Regions from separate parts of the Mus musculus genome. Here region 2 is linked to region 1. The links are chromatin contacts, found by Hi-C or POLR2A ChIA-PET in ENCODE. All regions are on one chromosome and are shown on one strand. The core of a region is the stretch at or near the end of the contact, and the rest is flanking DNA. Distances in the headings are between cores, read along the strand shown.

Evidence for each region. A loop is a pair of places that touch in the nucleus more often than their neighbours do. ChIA-PET counts read pairs that join two places held with the same protein, here RNA polymerase II (POLR2A).
Region 2: a loop to region 1 is called in a map of heart, with 2.4 times the contacts of the local background. The contact joins two enhancer-like sites. A Hi-C loop is called at or near these places in 4 of 37 maps with a recorded cell type or tissue (all heart). POLR2A ChIA-PET finds 5 or more read pairs at or near these places in 3 of 5 experiments (Patski and embryonic stem cell).

The regions. Positions count from the first base shown.
Region 1 is chr19:9,026,246-9,029,540 of GRCm38, forward strand. It overlaps a transcript of Ahnak not described here. Among named protein-coding and RNA genes, the nearest start is that of Ahnak, 39 kb to the left of the region's middle. Within about 2 kb of position 1,782, at least 2 of the 3 ENCODE cell types and tissues checked have a DNase peak (open chromatin) inside an H3K27ac peak, as active enhancers do; they include heart, where a contact is called at or near this core.
Region 2 is chr19:9,070,215-9,073,509 of GRCm38, forward strand. It overlaps a transcript of Ahnak not described here. Among named protein-coding and RNA genes, the nearest start is that of Scgb1a1, 16 kb to the right of the region's middle. Within about 2 kb of position 1,478, at least 2 of the 3 ENCODE cell types and tissues checked have a DNase peak (open chromatin) inside an H3K27ac peak, as active enhancers do; they include heart, where a contact is called at or near this core.

The DNA of each region.
Region 1 (3,295 bases), core at 532-3,031:
TGGGGCAGTTCAGCCCACCCAAGCCCAGGGTAAGAACTCAGGACACCTAGAGCTCTTTAATCACAGATTAGAGCCTAGAAGGAAACAAGTCAAAATCCAAGAAGAAGCCTGGGCAAAGTGGATTAGTCAGGGCCAGGATGATTGGATGAGCCTGAGAAATGTAAAGGGTGTGGACGAGGAAGACTAGGAAAAAGAGGAAGAAGGGCTGGGGTGTGACTCAATGGTCTAGTAAGTGCAAAACGTTGTCTTTATTCGTTACTACGCAGACAGCCCCAAAGGGTGGCTGTTCATAGGGTTTGAGCCCTGCCTTTCTGGGTGCCCCAAATAAATGTACCCTAAGAAAACAGAGTACTGTAACATCAAGGCAAAATTTTTGCTCTGACCCCAAATCAAATGATCTGACACCCCCGCCCCCTACCCCAATTCACCAATTCAGCTGTTAGTGTCCAGGAAACAAGGGATCCCAGTCTCTGGGAGTAATTGTAGCCACTTTCAGCCAACCAGCCAATCCTGGAACTAATCCAAGTTCTGCCACAGTTCCTAGGCAGATTTTTATCTATTTAGACCAGGCTGGTGTGAAGTAATGAGCCAGGCTGATGGCCAAACAAGACTGGGCATATGATACTGGGCAATCACAGAAAAAAGACCAGCAGAGACCAGCTGGAAGCTGCTGTACGTGGGTCACATGTTGCCTCTGGGGCCTACCCCTTACCCGGTGGGACCTTCATTTCTAAAATGCGGCATCAGCCCCAACTCTCTGCTTTATACAGACTTTGCCTAAAAGATGACTTTGTATATGACGGCATCTTAGGTTTGCACTTTTGAATGCTGGTATTTAAAAGAGGGCTGGGGACATGGTTTGGTACTTAAGCTCTTGCTCTCGTACGTGAGGACTTGAGTTCTGGTGTCCAGAATTGAGGCGAAAGGTGGGCATGGTATTCTGGTCTGTAACCCTATCACTGGGAGATGGGGTGGGGATAGAGAGCTCCCAGAGCTCTCTGGCCTGACAGTCTAGCCCATTGGTGAGCCAGATCAAGTAAAAGAACAGGTGGACAATGATAGAGAAAGACAGGTGACTTTGGCCTCTGGCCTTCACATGCATGGGCATAGTCTTGTACACACATACACACACGTGCACATGCATAAACATGCACACAGATACAAGTACACACAAGTAATAATAAAAACAGGACTTGTGTGTGTGGGCTGGGAATGTAGCAAGTCCTGGACTTGCCATATCATAAGCCTGGTGTGGTGGCACACAACTGAAACCCCAGAACTCAGGAGGTGGACCCAGGAGAATCTAAACAGAACTCAGGAGGTGGACCCAGGAGAATGGAGGAGGTGGACCCAGGAGAATCTAAAGTTCAAGGTCATCCTCCCATTGACGGCTTTATTCCAGGACAGCCTGGGCTACACAAGAAGTCACCCTCCTGGTGACTATTTAAGGTCCATCCATCCATCCATCTCCTGGAATCTGGCAGCCCTTACTGAGCTGTAGTCACATGGGACTGCAGTGTGGGGCACTTGGTACCCTCCCCGAGGAAGGAGCTTCAGCTTAAAGCTCACTACTCCTGTCCACCCAAAGTGGAAGGCTTTGATTTTTTTTTTCAGCCATGCAGTATAGCCTGCTCTGTGTGTTTTTTCCTGTGTGTGCCGTCTCTTCCAGGATACACAGCTGCCAGGCAGCCGGTGCTCTGTCCCCTTGCTCAGGCAGCCAGGCCGTGGGGAGGACTGGAATGTGAAAAGCCAGGGAGAAGAATGACAGTGCATTTTCTATTTGCAAGCCTGCGAGTCTGGCTCGCCACTTGAATTTCAAGTGGGCCCTTCAGGCAGATAGGGATGTCAGGTGAGAGAGTGGAGGCAGCCAATCTGAATTGTCTAAATTCCTAGAAAATAAATTCTAGGAATTTAGCTGTAGGAGTAAGGTGGGTCAGGTAGGGCAAATTCACTGTAGGGGGTGGGGGCCTGGTGTGGGTAGGCTTCCACTTTTTTTTTCCTGTTTGCACACCATATTTTCCTTCAAACTATTTTCCTATTGAATCTAATAGACAAGCTTTGAACTAAGGTTTTTATTTTTTCTTTAACTGAGCTGCAGATCTCTTTTAGAGGAAAAAAAAAAAGCCACTCCCTTTAACCACTGTTTTTGGTTACTGCTCTTTGTTTGGAGTAATTACTACCCTTAAAAGTGGGAAATTACAGATTACAGATTATCAGAAGGAAATAAGTGCTTTGGATTAGCCAGACTCTTGCCCCTGGATGGCCATTCCAGGCCTTGCCAGTCTCCCAGGTACAAAGCCCTGTACTACATGTTCTGCAAACACTCCCTTTCCTTGTTTCCAGAGAGGAAACGGTTGGATCCTGTGTGTCACTTGTCAGGTTCTTGTTACATAACCATGGAAAACCTTTGATAGGGTTTGCTGGTCACAGGAATGAGTACAGGGAACAACATGGGGTCGTGGCTTGTCTTTTATCCACTGTGCCCTGACAGCGGATTGAACTTGGAGTGTATTTTCTAGCACTGATTTAATATTCACTAGAAAGATTTATAAGTTGGATGGGGTGGTGTCTTAGGGTTTCTATTCCTGCACAAACATCATGACCAAGAGGCAAGTTGGCGAGGAAAGGGTTTATCTGGCTTACACTTCCATACTGCTGTTCATCACCAAGGAAGTCAGGACTGGGACTCAAGCAGGTCAGGAAGCAGGAGCTGATGCAGAGGCCATGGAGGGATATTCCTTACTGGCTTGTTTCCCCTGGCTTGCTCAGCCTGCTCTCTTATAGAACCCAAGACTACCAGCCCAGAGATGGTCCCACCCACAAGGGGCCTTTCCCCCTTGATCACTAATTGAGAAAATGCCTTACAGTTGGATCTCATGGAGGCATTTCCCCAACTGAAGCTCCTTTCTCTGTGATAACTCCAGCCTGTGTCAAGTTGACACAAACTAGCCAGTAGAGGTAGGGTGGCTGGAGAGAGAACTTAGTGGCTAAGAGTGACTCCGGATCTTTGGGAGGACCAAAGTTTGATTCGCAGCACCTACATTGGGTAGCTGACATTCATTTGCTACTCCAGCTCCAGGGGATCTGACTTTCTCTTCTGGCCTCCTTGGGTATCTGAACTCATGTGGCATATACTCACAGATACACATACCCATTTAAAAACAATCTTTGTGGGGTAGGGTGGCACATACCTTTGATTCCAGCTGATTAATCAGGAAGCAGAGGCAGGTGGATCTCTGAGAGTCTGCGGGCAATCAGAGCTACACAGCGAGTTCCAGGACAGCCAGCGCCACAT
Region 2 (3,295 bases), core at 228-2,727, 44 kb after region 1:
ATACGTGCTTGATAGCCTGCAACATTTAAAACTAGTGTCTACTTACGTAGGAGGCTAAAGACATAACATTATGTTAAAATGAATAACGGCCCATCCAGGAGGGAAAAAAGGCATTTTAGAAGAAAAAGTTCTCAGCAAGAAGGAACATGCAGACTGCTCTGAGAAATGTGAGCTCCTGTGTCCTCACAGTGGTTTCTCTGTGCTGTGTAGGTGTGAGTTCAGAAGGGACACTTCCTTCTAGGCCACCCTCTTCATCTGGCACCTGGGGTAGGGCTTGGAACGAAGGAGGGCTCTGTGTATGCATGTGGGGCTGCTGGGACAGGTTGATGTTGAACAGGTTTGTTAGGACTCAACAGACTGCTCAAGTCAATAGTGTCTGACTCTGGCTTGGTCCACCCGGACTCTCTCTGCTTTGTGGTCTCTGACATGGGAGTTTATTTGTTCTTATTATTTTTAATAGAATACCTTTCACTTATTCTTGGAAGAATTCCTTCATGTAAACAATGTATCTTGCTTGCATCCATTCCAACTGCCCCCTATCAATCCCCCAGGGGTCAAGACGTACCCCTTTCCCGCTTTGCCTCTCTCTCTTTTTGTGGCCTATAGAGTGCAGTTAGTGCTGCTGGTTGGAATGCGAACTGATCTTGTGCAGTTCCTGCACAGGCAGCTATAGCTGCAGTGAGTCCACGGGTGCAGCGGCCATGTCCCATCTAGATGCCAGTGACTTACAGCACTTCTCTCCAACTTCAAGTTCTTACGTTCTTTCGTCCCCCTTCCAATATGTTCCCTGAGCCTTGTGGGGAGGGGTTAGCAGAGATGACCTATTTAGGGCTGAACACTCAGTACTCACTTAGTCTCAGCTCTTTGACTGTTATGCGTCTTTGCCTTGGCTGCTGCCCACTGTAGAGAGAAGCTTCTCTGGCCAGGGTTGAGGGCAGCACTAATCTATGGGTAAAAATGTAAGTATTTAGTTAGAAGGCAGTTTAGCAGCATGTTCATACTGCAAAGGCCTATCACTATCAGTATCAGGCGCGATGGCAGGGGCCCCTGAAGTGGAATGTTTAGGAATGTGCCTAGACCATTGCTCTTGTATCATCACATCTGTCCACATGGAAATAGTCACCAAACACGGAGTAACGGGAACTTTCTAATTAATGGAGAAGAAGTACTAGATGCGTTTCTGCCCTCAGAGAGTCAGCATCTAGCTGGAGAAAGGAAAGGGAGGCAGTGGAGATAAATGAGAACCCTTGAGGTGATTGGGGCCAGCCCTTCTTGCTGTGCAGACATCCTGGAAGGCAAAAAGTGCTAGGCGGGGTGTGCTGACAGCTAGCCATGCTCAGCCTCTTGGCAACCAGAGCAGGGAGAAAGGAGAATCTGGTATTCATTGTGTGGTTGTTTCTAATTTCCTTCTGCTTTCAAGATCCTCTTCTGAGGCAGAACAATGCCCTGAACAGCTAGGCTTGGCTTTCCTGGCACCTACCCAGACAAAGGGAGGGCCAGGCACCCGAAAGCATACAATGGAGAGTGCTTGCTGTACAGATGGCCTCTGACATCCGTTGAGAGTCACTGGGGACAACTGAGGTGGAGAATAGCTGATGGAACTAGCCCCCACTCCCTCTCATGTATAAATGTTATTTTAAACTTTCCCTAAACCACCAGGGTTCCTATGATGACTCCCGGTGTCTGGAGGAGATTGCAGAGTTACTGGACTCCCTGCAGGACTTGGCCCGGAAACTAAGGGACACTCTATGCCACCATGGCTCTGGAGGCAGGGCAGTGGTGGCTCCTGAGAACAGGCATAGATTGCCCGGCGGCTTCAGCTCAAGGACCAGACCTGGAAGGGTCCTAGGCTGGGTCTGTCATTTCTACAGCCAGGGTCTTTAAGGCCAGTTAGGGGCAGAAGGCCCAGGGCTGTGTCCAAGGAATGGGGTGGAGTTTCCTTTTTCCTTGTTCTCTTTGCACTTAGCCTTTTAGTTGTAGAGTTTAGAACATTTATCAGCCTTTCTGGGTTCACTTTTCATCACCAGATAATAGATTGGTTGCAAAAAATGATAGGGTCATGTGTATAATAACAAGAGGGGCTGGAGGGTGTGTGATGCTGTCTGCAGTCTGTGGGAGTCTGTCAAGAAAGACCGTGTAAGGATGGTGATCAGGAAGACAGAGTGAGGAGTGATGTAGGCCACGGTGGGGCACAGGATAGTCATTTTTAAGATACAACAACATTCAGAGGAGGGGACCTGGACAGATTTCTCAGTGGTTAAGAATTCTGGCTGCTCTTCCAGGGGACCCTGAGTCTCAGCATCCACATGAGATGAATCACAACTACTTGGAACTCTAGCTCCAGGGGATCCAGTGTACTCTTTTTTTGTTTTGTTTTGTTTTTGCTTTGTTTTTTTGAGATGGGGTTTCTCTGTATAGCCCTGGCTGTCTGGGAACTCATTCTGTAGACCAGGCTGGCCTTGAACTCAGAAATCTGCCTGCCTCTGCCTCCCAAGTGCTGGGATTAAAGGTGTGCGCCACCACTGCCTGGCCAGTGTATTCTTCTAGCTTACACACACACACACACACACATTTTTTTAAAGTAAAAGATATGACAATGTGACAATATTTAGATGTATAGCTTATGTTATACAGGAGGCTTAAGCAGAAGGCTCATTCATGAATTCAATGTTAGATAGTGTTATATAGTGAATTCTAAGGATACTTGAGGCTACCCAGTAAGACCATGTCTCTTATATTTTTGGTTGTGAGCCTAGACTTTAATGGCTGAGCCATTTCCCTAGCACAAGGCCATGTCTCAAAAAATTAGATAAAATAGTAAAAGAGGGCTGGTGAGATGGCTCAGCGGTTAAGAGCACTGACAACTCTTCCAGAGGTCATGAGTTCAAATCCCAGCAATCACATGGTGGCTCACAACCATCCATAATGAGAAACAAACAAACAAACAAAACTTATGGGCTAGAGTGAGCAGGGCCAGAGCGAGCAGGGGGTGGGAGGGAGAGGCTGGAGCAAGATGGAGAAGGGAAGGGGGAAAATAATAATAATAATAATAGACGTGGGAAGGTGAGCAGGATTTTTGACATGTATATCACTGAAGTGTGATATTCTTACCATTTGTTTCATATTATCTGGTGTTTATATTGAAGATTTATTTATTTATTTATTTATTTATTTATTTATTTATTTATTATTTATTCTGTTTATTTGTTCATGTATACATGTATGTGTGTGTTCATGTGTCACTGCCCTCATGTGGAAGTTAGAGGAAAACTTTTGGGACTCACTTCTCTCCTAC